2 separate regions of the Homo sapiens genome follow, and region 1 is linked to region 2. Evidence: chromatin contacts called from ENCODE Hi-C or POLR2A ChIA-PET data. All regions are on one chromosome and are shown on one strand. Each heading gives the region's core, a stretch centred on a gene start or an enhancer-like site at or near the end of the contact. The rest is flanking DNA. Distances are from core to core; before and after follow the strand shown. Region 1 holds the start of JUNB (JunB proto-oncogene, AP-1 transcription factor subunit). Region 2 holds the start of ANGPTL6 (angiopoietin like 6).

Evidence for each region. Hi-C counts contacts between places; a loop is a spot of excess contacts on that map. ChIA-PET counts read pairs that join two places held with the same protein, here RNA polymerase II (POLR2A). Pooled maps may share reads with other maps.
Region 1: a loop to region 2 is called in a map with no recorded cell type, with 12 times the contacts of the local background. The contact joins the promoter of JUNB here to the promoter of ANGPTL6 in region 2. A Hi-C loop is called at or near these places in 2 of 37 single-sample maps with no recorded cell type and 6 of 50 pooled maps. POLR2A ChIA-PET finds 5 or more read pairs at or near these places in 2 of 52 experiments (B cell and activated B cell).

What each region holds. Positions count from the first base shown.
Region 1 is chr19:12,785,934-12,793,344 of GRCh38, forward strand. JUNB (JunB proto-oncogene, AP-1 transcription factor subunit) reads left to right here and starts at 5,553. Exons shown (of 1, transcript NM_002229.3): 1 at 5,553-7,382. The coding sequence starts at 5,839. The coding sequence ends at 6,882. MIR5684 (microRNA 5684) reads left to right here and starts at 1,195; the gene lies at 1,195-1,259. It also overlaps a transcript of HOOK2 not described here. RefSeq lists enhancers at 2,642-3,211, 4,116-4,615, 4,916-5,527, 7,402-7,411, silencers at 3,662-4,431, 5,292-5,871, 6,242-6,351 and cis regulatory regions at 3,898-4,418, 5,258-5,812.
Region 2 is chr19:10,097,861-10,105,398 of GRCh38, forward strand. ANGPTL6 (angiopoietin like 6) reads right to left here and starts at 4,818. Exons shown (of 6, transcript NM_031917.3): 1 at 4,708-4,818. RefSeq lists a silencer at 1,363-1,412 and enhancers at 4,828-4,877, 4,948-4,997.

The DNA of each region.
Region 1 (7,411 bases), core at 4,303-6,802, 2.7 Mb after region 2:
ATAAAGAGGTCACCCAGGGTCTTGGTGATGCCCAGGTCCCCCAAGGCTTCACCAGCAGTGGCAGGGATGGAAGCAGCTTCCTGAGAAACTCCCCTCATGCCCAACCATGTCAGCCTGGAGAGAGAGAAAGAGAGAGACTCTCCTTCCTGCTTCCAAGAAAACCTAGCAGCTTCCTCTCCAGGAGAGGGGGCAAAGGACCCCCAAACCACAGAGGTGGGAGAGGGAGGCGGCTGGTAGGCCAGGAGTTCCTGGGGGAGGGCTCCTGCCGGGCCTCAGATCCACACCCAGGGGCAGGGACACGGGAGGGAGGCTGGGTGCTGTGTGCTGCGATTTGTGGGTTCTCGCCCTGGCCTGCCCACTGGCTGACTCACAGGCAGCCCCCAGCCCAGTTTCCTAGTGAGGGCCCCACTGGTCAGTGGGGCCAGCAGGGAGGGGGGTCACCGGGCTATTTATAAGAAGGAGAAGTCCCTCGTGCCAAGACCAAAAGCCCCGAAGACACTTGTGGGTGGGGGTGGGTGAACTTCCTCCTTATCCTGTGCCCTAGGCCCCAGGCCCTGGGGCACTGGGGAAGCCTGCGCAGGGACTTCTTAGCCAGGTGCTGGTCTGGAGCCCAGGGCCTGGGCAGTACCCAGCTGCCAGTCTGGACGCTCAGGCCAGTTGGGGGAGGGGGCTGTTCTCCCACCCTCCTCGTGGGGCCGGCCTGGCGCCAGTGGGGCGGCTTGAGGGGGTGGTGCCCAGGCCACAAGGGTGACACTGGCAGAGGCCTGGAACCGGCTGTACCAGCTTGGCTGGGCCCCCGCCCTCCCTGTCTGGCCCAATCTCCACCCCGTGCTCAAACACCCATGCAGAGTGTTTGGAGGAACCCTACTCCCACATGCTGGCCTGTCCACAGAGACCCGTGCCCCTCTGTCTGTGCCCCACCACATTTCTCCCCCAATTAAAGGAGACCCTCAGTGGGGTGCGGTGGCTCACACCTGTAATCCCAGCACTTTGGGAGGCCCAGGTGGGAGGATCCCTTAGGGCCAGGACTTCCAGACCAGCCTAGGCAACAGAATGAGACCCTGTCTCAATAAAATATAAAAAAATAAAACTTAGCAGTTGTGGTGTGCTTGTAGTCCCAGTTACTCTGGAGGCTGAGGCAGGAGGATCGCTTTTACCCAGGAGTTCAGGGCTGCAGCGAGCTATGATTGTGTAGCTGAACTCTAGCCTGAGCAACAGAGTGAGATGGTCTTGTTTTGTTGCCCAGGCTGGAGTCCAGTGTCAAGATCATGGCTCATGTGATCCTCCTGCCTCAGCCTTCGGAGTAGCTGGAACTACAGGCACACCCTCCTGACCTCAGCTAATTTTTAAATTTTTTTGTAGAGATGGGGGTCTTGCTGTGTTCCCCAGGCTGGTCTCAAAAATTTCTGGGCTAGGGCTGGGCGAGGTAGATCATGCCTGTAATCCCAGCACTTTGGGAGGCTGAGGCGGGCAGATAACTTCAGGTCAGGAGTTCGAGACCGGCTTGGCCAACATGGTGAAACCCCATCTCTACTAAAAATACAAAAAATTAGCCTGGCGTGGTGGCATGCGCCTGTAATCCCAACTATTCGGGAGGCTGAGGCAGAAGAATAGCTTGAACCTGGGAGGTGGAGGTTGTAGTGAGCTGATATTGTGCCACTGCACTCCACCCTGGGCGACAGAGTGATATTTTGTCTCAAAAAAACAAAACAAAACAAACAATAAAAAAAAACTCCTGGGCTCAAGTGATCCTCCCCCTCGGCCTCCCAAAGTGCTGAGATTATAGACGTGAGCCACTGTGTTTGGCCAAAGTGAGGTTCTCTTTAAAAAAACAAAAAAAGGGCCGGGCATGGTGGCCCACGCCTGTAATCTCAGTACTTTGGGAGACTCAGGCGGGCTGATCACAAGGTCAGGAGTTCGAGACCAGCCTGACCAATATGGTGAAACCCCGTCTGTACTAAAAATACAAAAATTAGCTGGGCATGGTGGCATGCGCCTGTAATCCCAGCTACTCAGGAGGCTGAGGCAGGAGAATCGCTTGAACCCAGGAGGCGGAGGTTGCAGTGAGCCAACATCATGCCATTGCACTCCAGCCTGGGCGACAGAGCAAGACTCCATCTCAAAAAACAAACAAACAAACAAACAAACAAAACACCAAAAAAAGAGGCCCTTCATGAGACGGCCTGCAGCTGGTACTGCATACATGCTTCTCTGGTTGTCATTATTCACAACACAGTGGCTAATGCTCTGAAGCCAGACAGCTTGGATTATATCTCAACTCTAGTGCTTCTAGCTGTTGGACACCAGACAAGTTCCTTAATCTCCTGTGGCTCAGTTTCTCATCTGTTACATGGGGATACAAATAACATGCATTTTGCTGGATTGTTGGAAGCAGTCGATGACTTATTTTATGTTAACCACTTAGAAGAGTGCCTAGCCCACAGTAAGAGCCATGTAAGTGTTGGCTATTAAAATAATAATTATTATTTCTCAGCCTATCTATCTTAAGTGTTTCTGAGTCTCACTGTCTGCGTGACACTAACCTTGAACCCATTTGTCTCTCTGGGCATCTCTCCCTGCCCTGCGCCCCTGCCCCCATACACCCACTGTTCCTTGCCCTCCTCCTGGGATGGACTCTGTCTGGGATGGCCTCACCTCTCTCTAGGACTCCCTCTGGCATGGCCAGCCTCAGCCCTGGCCAGGGCTGAATTACTGTGGCCTCCTGGCTTTTGGGACCTGCAAGTTAGCTTCCCAAGGTGCTGCCCTCTGGCCTGCCCTGCCCTGCCCAACCCCCCAACGCTGCCCGCTGCGCCCCCGCGGGGCCCAGCCAGATGTCAGCTGCAGTTATTAGCCTGGGCGGGAGACACAGGCCTGGCAGTGTGCCTGCCAGACTCACAGGCCTCCGGAATCTCCCTTGAGCCTGGGGAGGGGGAGGGGAGCCATTCAAGCAAGGGGAAGAAGGGAGGGGGCATTTAGGGGTCACAGGGACCCTCCAAGGACGGGACGCCCCCAGCTTCTGCTGGGACCTTCCTCCAGCAAGGCCACTGCACTGCTGGACTTCCCCCTGCCCCCACATAGCTCAGTTTCTTTTTCGCCTCTTTCGTTTTCCTTCTCTTTCCCACACTTGGTGAGATCTAGGCTGCCCCGGAATGGCTGTTTAACCCCTATCCCTTAGCCTCTTTCTACCCTAAAGAAGAGAGAGGCTCTCTTCATCCTCCAGAAGACAGAGGCCTGGGAAGCTGAGAGAGAGAGAGAGAGACAAAGAGAGAGAGAGAGAGACAGAGACAGAGACAGAGACACTAGGCTTCTCACCTCTTGGTCTAGTGGGTTCACACACTAACTGCTCGGAAGTCCCACCTTAAGTCTAACTGGAAGCCTGACCGTCTGCACCTCGCCGCAGCCCTTCCCGGGAAGGGGCTCTGGGTTCCCTCATATTCTCCCCTTAGATTTTCAGGTCTTCTCTGACTCGGGGAGGGAAGCTCTCAGATGACAGAGCTACTCTAGGGAAGGAGGGGGGCTCCCTCTAGGTATTCTGGATGATAGTAGGATGGGACCTGCAGACTAAAACGAGAGTGGGGCCCCTGACTCACATGAGTGAGTGGGGGGTGTTGGGGACGGAGCTCCAGATCTCCTGGCAGAAGGGAAGGGCACCCCACCCGAGGGAGGAGGCAGCCGCCGTTCCAGCCCGCCCAGGCGCCGGGGGCGCCTCGAGGCATCGGCCCGCCCTCTCCGCGCCCCGTCGGGCCGGGGGCGAAGTCCGACCCAGGCCCGCGGGCAGGCGGGGACCTGCCGGGCTGGGTTGGGCCAGGCCGGGCCTGGCAGGACGCAGCCCCAAAGCGGCGGGGTGGGGCGGGGCCGGGCCAGGCGGCCGTGGGGGCCCCGGGGGCGGCGGTCGGGGCTGGTCGGGACTAGCAGTCTGGGGGCCCAGGCGCGCCCTGGGACCTGGCAGATAGTCGGGTTCCCCGCTTCTGGCTCGGGGCCCCAGGACAGCGCTGGTCCCACCTCTTCCTGTGCCCTAATATGGGCGGCGGGGAGAGACTTCGGGGGCCGGCCCGCGCTCAGTCCTGCCCGCGGACTCCCGCCTGTTGCCATGGCGACCAGGCCCCGCTCCTCGGCTGCGTCCCCCGCCGTCGGGCCAATGGAACACTCCCCAAGCCGCCTGCCTCCGCGGTCCCCTGCAGGCACCGCGGGCGGAACCATTGCTTGAGGGGAGAGGATGGTGGCTGGAGGCTGCCGCGGCTGGGCGGGCTCCAAGCACCCGGGCCTCCGCGGGGGCTCGCACGCCCAGGTTCCTCTTCCGAGGCGCAGGATGCGGCGGGACCCAGGGCGGGGCGCACGGTCCCGTAGGATCCGAGTGACGGAGACAGGGCCGGGCTCCTTCCCCCGGGGCTGTTGCCACACTTCCTGCCTCTGCGCTCTTTCCCCAGCCTGTTTCTAAGGAAGGGAGTGGGGTTGGGCGACCGCGCCCCAGCCGTCGGGCTGGGTCCAGGCTCTAGGAGCCGACACGGTGTTGGGCAAAGCCCAGGGTCAATAGGGGAGGGTTTTAGGATGGGGGACAGAGAATACAGATGACTAAGAGGTTACCATCGAGGGGGAGCAGCAGTCGTGGAAGATCCAGCAGTCCTGGTGCGCGGGACCCTCAAGGCCCCCTCCTCACATGTCAACTGAGTACCCTCTTATTGTCTTCTCTGCTCCGAAGATGTGTCCGGCCCCTTCTAACTCTCTCCTTCATCCGGGCTAGCAGATGACCCCAGTGGTCCCCAATTTCTGGCAGACATGTCTCCATCTTCTACCTGGCATATTTTACCTGCCTCAGTGTACCCCAGGCCGCTTACTAGCTTTCTGCATATCTAGACTTCCCCTAATGCCTCCTTCCCGCTTACGGGAGAGCCTCAGACTCTGGACTCAGCTCCCATGAGCTCCTGGACCCCTACTCATTTCTTGCAATTTAATGGGTCATGCAGCTCCACCCACTCACCCCTTTTGATCTCTCCCCTCCTCCGTCCTGTGAAAATTCCAGTCCCGCATCCTTCTGAGCCCGGGACCCCCAGTCAATTCCTGGGTCAGGTGTCTCCTTAACCCTCCCGATTTACAGTGCTTAACCCTCATTTCTGCTTTTTGGGGTCTCCCAATGGATTGTCAGTCCTCCTACCCCTCTCGTATTCTGGGTACCTCAGGGGTTTCTTCGCACATACTGGGACCCTCACCCCACTTGCTGCGTACCAGGTCCTGGTATTTGTCCCAGTGGACTCCAGGGAAATCATCCTCCTCCCTGAAACCCCTCACTCATGTGCCTGGGCCCCCCAGCACCTCCTTCCATGCGTACCCCGAGGTCCTTTGAGCCCCTCCCCCTGCAGCCCCGCCGAGCCACCCGGCCCGTGGCCGCTGTTTACAAGGACACGCGCTTCCTGACAGTGACGCGAGCCGCCTCCTCCCCTTCCCCACGCTCGAGGAGGGGGGCGCGGGGGCCCGGCTCCGGCGACGGCCAATCGGAGCGCACTTCCGTGGCTGACTAGCGCGGTATAAAGGCGTGTGGCTCAGGCTGAGCGGCTGGGACCTTGAGAGCGGCCAGGCCAGCCTCGGAGCCAGCAGGGAGCTGGGAGCTGGGGGAAACGACGCCAGGAAAGCTATCGCGCCAGAGAGGGCGACGGGGGCTCGGGAAGCCTGACAGGGCTTTTGCGCACAGCTGCCGGCTGGCTGCTACCCGCCCGCGCCAGCCCCCGAGAACGCGCGACCAGGCACCCAGTCCGGTCACCGCAGCGGAGAGCTCGCCGCTCGCTGCAGCGAGGCCCGGAGCGGCCCCGCAGGGACCCTCCCCAGACCGCCTGGGCCGCCCGGATGTGCACTAAAATGGAACAGCCCTTCTACCACGACGACTCATACACAGCTACGGGATACGGCCGGGCCCCTGGTGGCCTCTCTCTACACGACTACAAACTCCTGAAACCGAGCCTGGCGGTCAACCTGGCCGACCCCTACCGGAGTCTCAAAGCGCCTGGGGCTCGCGGACCCGGCCCAGAGGGCGGCGGTGGCGGCAGCTACTTTTCTGGTCAGGGCTCGGACACCGGCGCGTCTCTCAAGCTCGCCTCTTCGGAGCTGGAACGCCTGATTGTCCCCAACAGCAACGGCGTGATCACGACGACGCCTACACCCCCGGGACAGTACTTTTACCCCCGCGGGGGTGGCAGCGGTGGAGGTGCAGGGGGCGCAGGGGGCGGCGTCACCGAGGAGCAGGAGGGCTTCGCCGACGGCTTTGTCAAAGCCCTGGACGATCTGCACAAGATGAACCACGTGACACCCCCCAACGTGTCCCTGGGCGCTACCGGGGGGCCCCCGGCTGGGCCCGGGGGCGTCTACGCCGGCCCGGAGCCACCTCCCGTTTACACCAACCTCAGCAGCTACTCCCCAGCCTCTGCGTCCTCGGGAGGCGCCGGGGCTGCCGTCGGGACCGGGAGCTCGTACCCGACGACCACCATCAGCTACCTCCCACACGCGCCGCCCTTCGCCGGTGGCCACCCGGCGCAGCTGGGCTTGGGCCGCGGCGCCTCCACCTTCAAGGAGGAACCGCAGACCGTGCCGGAGGCGCGCAGCCGGGACGCCACGCCGCCGGTGTCCCCCATCAACATGGAAGACCAAGAGCGCATCAAAGTGGAGCGCAAGCGGCTGCGGAACCGGCTGGCGGCCACCAAGTGCCGGAAGCGGAAGCTGGAGCGCATCGCGCGCCTGGAGGACAAGGTGAAGACGCTCAAGGCCGAGAACGCGGGGCTGTCGAGTACCGCCGGCCTCCTCCGGGAGCAGGTGGCCCAGCTCAAACAGAAGGTCATGACCCACGTCAGCAACGGCTGTCAGCTGCTGCTTGGGGTCAAGGGACACGCCTTCTGAACGTCCCCTGCCCCTTTACGGACACCCCCTCGCTTGGACGGCTGGGCACACGCCTCCCACTGGGGTCCAGGGAGCAGGCGGTGGGCACCCACCCTGGGACCTAGGGGCGCCGCAAACCACACTGGACTCCGGCCCTCCTACCCTGCGCCCAGTCCTTCCACCTCGACGTTTACAAGCCCCCCCTTCCACTTTTTTTTGTATGTTTTTTTTCTGCTGGAAACAGACTCGATTCATATTGAATATAATATATTTGTGTATTTAACAGGGAGGGGAAGAGGGGGCGATCGCGGCGGAGCTGGCCCCGCCGCCTGGTACTCAAGCCCGCGGGGACATTGGGAAGGGGACCCCCGCCCCCTGCCCTCCCCTCTCTGCACCGTACTGTGGAAAAGAAACACGCACTTAGTCTCTAAAGAGTTTATTTTAAGACGTGTTTGTGTTTGTGTGTGTTTGTTCTTTTTATTGAATCTATTTAAGTAAAAAAAAAATTGGTTCTTTATTAATTTCTGTTGTCTTTTTTTCCAAGCTGGGA
Region 2 (7,538 bases), core at 3,568-6,067:
AAAATAAAATAAAATAATAAATATAAAAATAACAGTAGGACTGGTGAGGCGGCTCAGGCCTGTGTTAAGGCGGGAAGACTGCTTGAGGCCAGGAATTCAAGACCAGACTCCAGACTGGGCAACGTATCCAGACCCTGTCTCTACCAAAAAAAAAAAAAAAAAAAGGAACTGCAAGTGCACAGAACCACATCTGGCTAATGTTTAAATTTTCTGTATAGTCAGGGTCTTGCTATGTTGCCTAGGCTGGTCTCCCCTGGCCTCAAGTGATCCACCTCTGCCTCCCAAAATGCTGAGATTACAGGTGTGACCCACCATGCCCTGCTAATTTTTAAACTATTTTGTAAATCTGGGCTCAGTGGCTCACACCTGTAATCCCAGCTCTTTGGGAGGCAGAGGCGGGAGGATCGATTGAGGCCAGGAGTTTGAAGCTGCAGTGAGCTATGATCGCAGCATTGCACTCCAGCCTGGGGACGAGAGCAAACCCTGTCTCTTAAAACAAAACAATAACAAAAAACAGCAAACTAGGTAAAGAATACGCAGGTCTGTGCAGGGGCAGCTTGAGAGGGGGTTGCCTAAAGGGAAGGCCTGGTGGAGGAGCAGATCTAAGTGCAAAAGCTCTGAGACTGGACCCTGCCTGATGTATTAAAGCAACCTGGGAGAGGTTAAAGCAAAAGCGAAGGGAGGCTGGGTGCTGTGGCTCATGTCTGTAATCCCAGCAGTTTGGGAGGCCAAGGTGGGTGGATCACCTGAGGTCAGGAATTCGAGACTAGCATGACCAACATAGTGAAACCCCATCTCTACTGAAAGTGCAAAATTAGCCGGGTGTGGTGGTACAGGCCTGAAATCTCAGCTACTTGGGAGGCTGAGGCAGGAGAATCACTTGAACCTGGGAGGTGGAGGTTGCAGTGAGCCGAGATCGCACCACCGCACTCCAGCCTGGACAACAAAAGCAAAACACTGTCTCAAAAAAAAAAAATAGCAAAGGGAGCAGGGTGCAAGGAGGTGAGGTGGGGTGAGGGAAACGTCTCACTAACTGCCTTCCCATCCGTCGGATATTGGAAACCCCATCTTCCACGTCCTCAGACCAAAACCCCAGCAGATCCAACCCATCTCAGCAGATCTAATCCATCAGCCAGACCCGTCTGCTCTTCTGCTTAGATCCTGAATTCCTCCACGTCTCCGCTACTCCCCACTGCCCCCAGACCCTCCCTGAATTCCCAGCTCAAGACACCATCTGGATGACAGCAGCTGCCTCCCTGCTCTCTGGATTTCCATCCTCAACCCCAGGTCTAGTCTCTCTGACAGCAGCCAGAGGGCGCCTGTGAACATCTGAGTCAGTTCACGTCCCTCCCTCCCTCCTCTGCCCTGAATCCTTCTTGGCTCCCACCTCCTTTAGAGGAAAAGCCCAAATCCACCCATGATCCATAAAAAGTTGCGCTATCTTGGTGACTCACGCCTGTAATCCCAGCACTTTGGGAGGCGGAGGCGGGCGGATCACGAGGTCAGGAGATCGAGACCATCCTGGCTAACACAGTGAAACCCCGTCTCTACTGAAAATACAAAAAAAGTAGCCAGGCGTGGTGGCGGCTGCCTGTAGTCCCAGCTACTCGGGAGGCTGAGGCAGGAGAATGGCTTGAACCCGGGAGGCAGAGCTTGCAGTGAGCCGAGACTGTGCCACTGCACTCTAGCCTGGGCAACAGAGCAAGACTCCATCTCAAAAAAAAAAAAAAAAAAAAAAAAACTTGTGCTATCTGCCATATCCCCTTCTGCCCTCCTCCCAGGCCCTTCCTCACACGAAGCAAGTTCCAGCCTCAGGTCCTTTGTACCTGCTGTTTTTGCAGCCTGGAACATTGTTCACAACTTAACATCATTCCCTTCCTATCCTTATTCAAGTCTCAGCAGCGCTCCTTGAACAGCAGATTTAGGGTTGTACCTCCATATACAAGCTCTCTCTCTCTCTGTCTCTCCCTCTCTCTCTCTCTCTTTCTCTCTTTCTCTCTCTCTCTCTCTCTCTCTCCCCCACGCCCTCTTTTTTTTTTTTTTAGACGGAGTCTCGCTCTGCAATCTCAGCTCACTGCAACCTCCACCTCCCGGGTTCAAGTGATTCTTGTGCCTCAGCCTCCCAAGAAGCTGGGATTACAGGCATGCGCCACCACACCCAGCTAATTTTTGTATTTTTAGTAGAGACAGGGTGCCTGATCAACAGGTGAAATCCCGTCTCTACTAAAAGTACAAAAAATTAGCTGGGCGTGGTGGCGCATGCCTGTAATCCCAGCTACTCGGGAGGCTGAGGCAGAAGAACGGCTTGAACCTGGCAGAGGTTGCAGTGAGCTGAGACCGCACCACTGCCTTCTAGCCTAGGCAACCTGGGTGAGACTCCATCTCAAAAAAAAAGAAAAAAAAGAGAGAGTCGTGCTCTGTTGCCCAGGCTGGAGTGCAGTGGAGCAATCATAGCTCACTGTAGCCTCCAATTCCTGCACACAAGTGGTCCTCCTGCCTCAGCCTCCTGAGTGGTTGGAACTACAGGTGCGCACCACCATGCCCAGCTACTTTTTTGTAGGGAGGGGGTCTCACTGTGTTGCCCAGGCTAGTCTCAAACTCCCAGGCTCAAGTGATCCTCCCACCTTGGACTCCCAAAGTGCTGAAATTACAGATGTGAGCAACCACACTGGCCCTAAACCTATGCTTCCTGATGCCTGCACAAGCACATATCCCGAGGGTCTCCATCTCACACACACATTGCCTCATTCATGCATTCAACCACAGACACCTTGAGTGCCTATTGTGTGCCAGGGATGCTGTTTTAGGCAATGAGGACACAGCCTTAACCCAAACAGACAAAATTCCTGCCCTTGCAGAGCTGACATTCAAGTTGGGAGAACAGAGAAATAAGTCAAACAGCCGCTAGGTAGGTCAGAGGGTAATCGTGCTTAGGAGAAAAATGGAACAGGCAAGGGGGTGACAGTCCCGGAGGTGGGGGACATTTAATAGAGGAGTCAGGACTGGGTGTGCTGACTCACGCCTGTAATCCCAGCACTTTGGGAGGCCGAGGTGCCTGTAATCCCAGCACTTTGGGAGGCCGAGGTGCCTGTAATCCCAGCACTTTGGGAGGCTGAGGTGGGAGGATCACTTGAGGCCAGGAGTTTGAGACCAGCTTGGCTAACGTGGCGAAACCCTGTCTCTACTGAAAATACAAAAATTAGCCAGGCGTAGTGGCACGCGCCTGTAGTCTCAGCTACTCAGGAGGCTGAGACACAAGAATCACTTGAACCCGGAAGGCAGAGGTTGCAGTGAGCCATGATTGCACCACTGCACTCCAGCCTGGGCAATAGAGCGAGACTCTGTCTCAAAAAAAAATAAAATAGAGGAGTCAGGAAAGGCCTCACAGAAGAAGTGACACTTGACTGGAACAGTGCCTCATGCCTGTAATTTCAGCACTTTGGGAGGCCAAGGCAGGAGGATTGCTTGAGCCTAGGAGTTTGAGACCAGCCTGGCCAATATGGTGAAAGTCCATTTCTACTAAATATAAAAATAAAAATAAAATAAAGAATAAGGGACACTTTCACAAAGACCTGATGGAAGAGAGAGAAGAGGAAGAGCATTCCAGGCAGAGAGAACAGCAGGTGCAAAGGCCCGGAGATTGCACCCAAGAAATGGCAGAAAGGGGCCAGGCACGGTGGCTCACGCCTGTAATCCCAGCACTTTGGGAGGCCGAGGCGGGAGGATCACCTGAGGTCGAGAGTTCAAGACCAGCCTGGCCAACATGGTGAAACCCCGTCTCTACTAAAAATACAAAAATTAGCTGGGCATGGTAATGCATGCCTGTAATCCCAGCTACTACTCAGGAGGCTGAGGTGGGAGAGTCACTTGAACTCAGGAGGCCGATGTTGCAGTGAGCAGAGATTGCGCCATTGCACTCCAACCTGGGCGACAGAGCAAGGCTCAAAAAAAAAAAAAAAAAAAAGGCCAGGTGCGGTGGCTCACGCCTGTAATCCCAGCACTTGGGAGGCCAAGGCAGGTGGATCACGGGGTCAGGAGATCGAGACCATCCTGGCTAACACAGTGAAATTCCGTCTCTACTAAAAATACAAAAAAAAAAAAAAAAATTAGCCGGGCATGGTGGCGAGCGCCTGTAGCCCCAGCCACTCCAGAGACTGAGGCAGGAGAATGGCGTGAACCCGGAAGGCGGAGCTTGCAGTGAGCTGAGATCGCGCCACTGCACTCCAGCCTGGGTGACAGAGCGAGACTCTGTCTCAAAAAAAAAAAAAAAAAAAAAAAGAAATGGCAGAAATGTCTATGAGGCCGGAAGAGAGAAGGGGGAAGCAGGAGGAGGTAAGAAGTGTCAGGGCAAAGTGTGAAGGGTCCTGTGGGCCCGGAGGAGGACTTGGGTTTTACTCTGAGTCAGGCAGGAGCCATGGAGGGTTCTGGGCTGGAGATGGCCACATTTACTTCTGGACTCAGACACCAAGCAGGGGCTCACAAGGATCCGGGGGTAGGGTCCTCTCTTTGTCCCCGATCACTGACATGCCCCACCCCCCACAACAGAGATTGAGCAACCCCCCAGAACTGGGACGTGTGTATAACACCCGCTGCCTTTTACACTCTCAGCCTGGGGTGGCGGGGTGGCCTGGGGGCCCCCAAGCCAAGCTGTGGTCGGAGTTTCCCCACAGTGAGAATCAACCTCCACCTACCTTCCCACCCTCTCACCTCTGATGCCCAAGACCCTGAATCCAGCGAAGCTCACAGAACACACAAGAAGTCCAAGGAAGAGCCGAGGGTCCAGTGGGGCCTCTGAGCTAGAGACGGGGAGAGGGCAGTGGGACAGAAGGAGAGAGGAGGCTTGGTAACCACTCCCCAGCCCCCAGAGCCTGGGAGTGGAGCTGGGATGCTGGGCCCAGGAGCCCAAACTATAAATATTTAGCATTTCCCGAATGAGAAATGAGACAGAATTGCCAGACCCCCCTGCCCAGGCCACCAGAGCCTGATAACACAGGTCAGTGTCCTGGACATCCCTCCCTTTCCCCCACACCCTCCACTGCAGAGCCCAGAGCGTGGGAGGCTGCAGGCCCTGGGGCAGCCAGGCGTGATCCCAGCCCCAGACACGCACACACCACACATAGAAAGAGGAACATCACTGGGGACTTACCGTGTGTAGGGCTTGGCTCTAAACTCTCCACACCTTTTACGTATTTGATCCTTACAACCTGAGCTGGATTCTGTATGTACCCTCATTTTACAGCAGGGAAAACTGAGGCTCAGAGAGGGTAAGCAACTTGCCTGCGGTCACACAGCCAAAAAGAGACCAGGATGGGAGCCAGCCAAGGTAGCTTGACTCAGAAACTCACACATGTACACCACAGCTGTCACACACATATGGGCACATAACAGAGTGGACACAAACACACACACACACATTTGCACGCACGCACACATTAACACCCAGCGAAAGTCTGGGTGCAGTGGCTCATGCCTGAAAGCCAGCACTTTGGGAGGCCGGGGCAGGTGGATTACCTGAGGTCAGGAGTTCGAAACCATCCTTGCCAACATGCTAAAACCCCGTCTCTACTAACAATACAAAAATTAGCTGGGCATGGTGGCATGCGCCAGTAATCCCAGCTACGCGGGAGGCTGAGGCAGGAGAATTGCTTGAAGCCAGGAGGTGGAGGTTGCAGTAAGCCGAGATCGAGCAACCGCATGCACTCCAGCCTGGGCGACAAGACTGAAATTCCATCTCAAAAATAAATAAATAAATAAATAAATAAATAATAAATAAATAATAATAAAGTGAGGAATTAATTAATTAAAATAAAAAATAAATATAAAAGACACAGCTGTAAATTTTTAAATTGTGATAGAAACAATATATTCTTAAAGTGAAAACCCTACCTCAGTTACATGTGATTTATGTTTTTTGGATTAATCTGGATTTTATAATTAGAAATAAAAATGTAAGGCTGGGCGCGGTGGCTCACGCCTGTAATCCCAGCACTTTGGGAGGCCAAGGTGGGCAGATCACGAGGTCAGCAATTCGAGACCAGCCTGGCCAAGATGGTGAAACCCCGTCTCTACTAAAAATACAAAAATTTGCCGGGTGTGGTGGCCCATGCCTGTAATCCCAGCTACTCAGGAGGCTGAGGCAGGAGAATCGCTTGAACCCGGGGGGCGGAGGTTGCAGTGAGCCACTGCACTCCAGCCTGGGCGACAGAGTAAGACTCTGTCTCAAAAAAAAAAAAAAAAAAAAGAAAAGAAATAAAAATGTAAGATTTTGAGTCCACATAATTATTTGTTGAAAATAATACAAGTCAGTATAATAGAGAAGCATTCATATATTCAACACTGTGAGACAAAACACCAGAGACCTTGGATTTGATAATTGATCTGATATCCTGGACAGTATTCATATGTACAGTGATAGCTATCTTTCTTTGGTGTTTTTTTTGTTTTGTTTGTGTGTGTGGTGTGTGTGTGTGTGTGTGTGTGTGTGTGTAGTTTTATGGTTCTGAGTTGGTGGCCAGTAAGTTCCATGTAGTGTTGGCACTTATTTAATTAACTATTCATGATTTTGTTAATAGCTTGTTATAGAATTCAGGCATATATTTTTCAGCATAAGAAGCCAAGCACACCAGCTTGTCATTGGAGAGAATATATTAAGTGAGAAAAACATTCAGGAATCAGAGCTTTAACATGTTAAAGTTAGTGCTAAACATTGTCATATTGGATCTGAACCTATCCTAATATATAACCATAAAGCTTGACTTCTGCATTGGAACTATGCTTTCATAAATAAAGGATATCTCATTGATTAAAAAAAATTTTTAAAAAGACACAGCTGGAAACATAACAGTTTCAGGCAACAACTGTATGTTCCAAATATGGTCACACACACATCACAACTTAAAGGGAAATGGGGTGGGCTGAGTGGGTCTTTATCTGTGTGTCAGGCTTGTCCACATCCTGGTTCTTGTGATCACACAGTAGTGCACAGATACAAAACAGGTACACACAGTTGACACCCGGAAACCTATCCACCGCACCACAGAGGTCACCGTCTGTCTCCCACACACTCGGTCACATTTTCACACAAGTCAAATCACACGAGGACGGAACTGGGGGAAGTAACCATGCAGTCATTTCCCAGGGGTACAAAGAAACTCACATAGAGCCCCACAGAGCCCAGGCCCAGGGTCTGAGACCTGTCCAAAGGCCCCACCGACGACCAGCCACACGCCGGGAGAGTCACCTCCTTCCCCTGGTCTGCACCATCCTGAGCTCCCGAGTAACTCGAGTGGACTCCAGGGTTGAAAAAGGAAATGGTCGTCCCAGATCTGAGAGAGGCTGCCAGGCTGGGCTCTGGGCCTGGGTTGGGGCCCCCACACTGGGCCCCTCGGCCCCCCACCCTCAGCCCCCTCTGGCTTCCCCATTGGCAGTAGAGAGGGAGGGAACTTCATAAGTCACAGAGAGGGGCTGAAGAATACAGAGAGTCAGACAGATGGAGATGGGAGAGGCATAGGGAGATGGGAGAGACATAGGGAGATGGC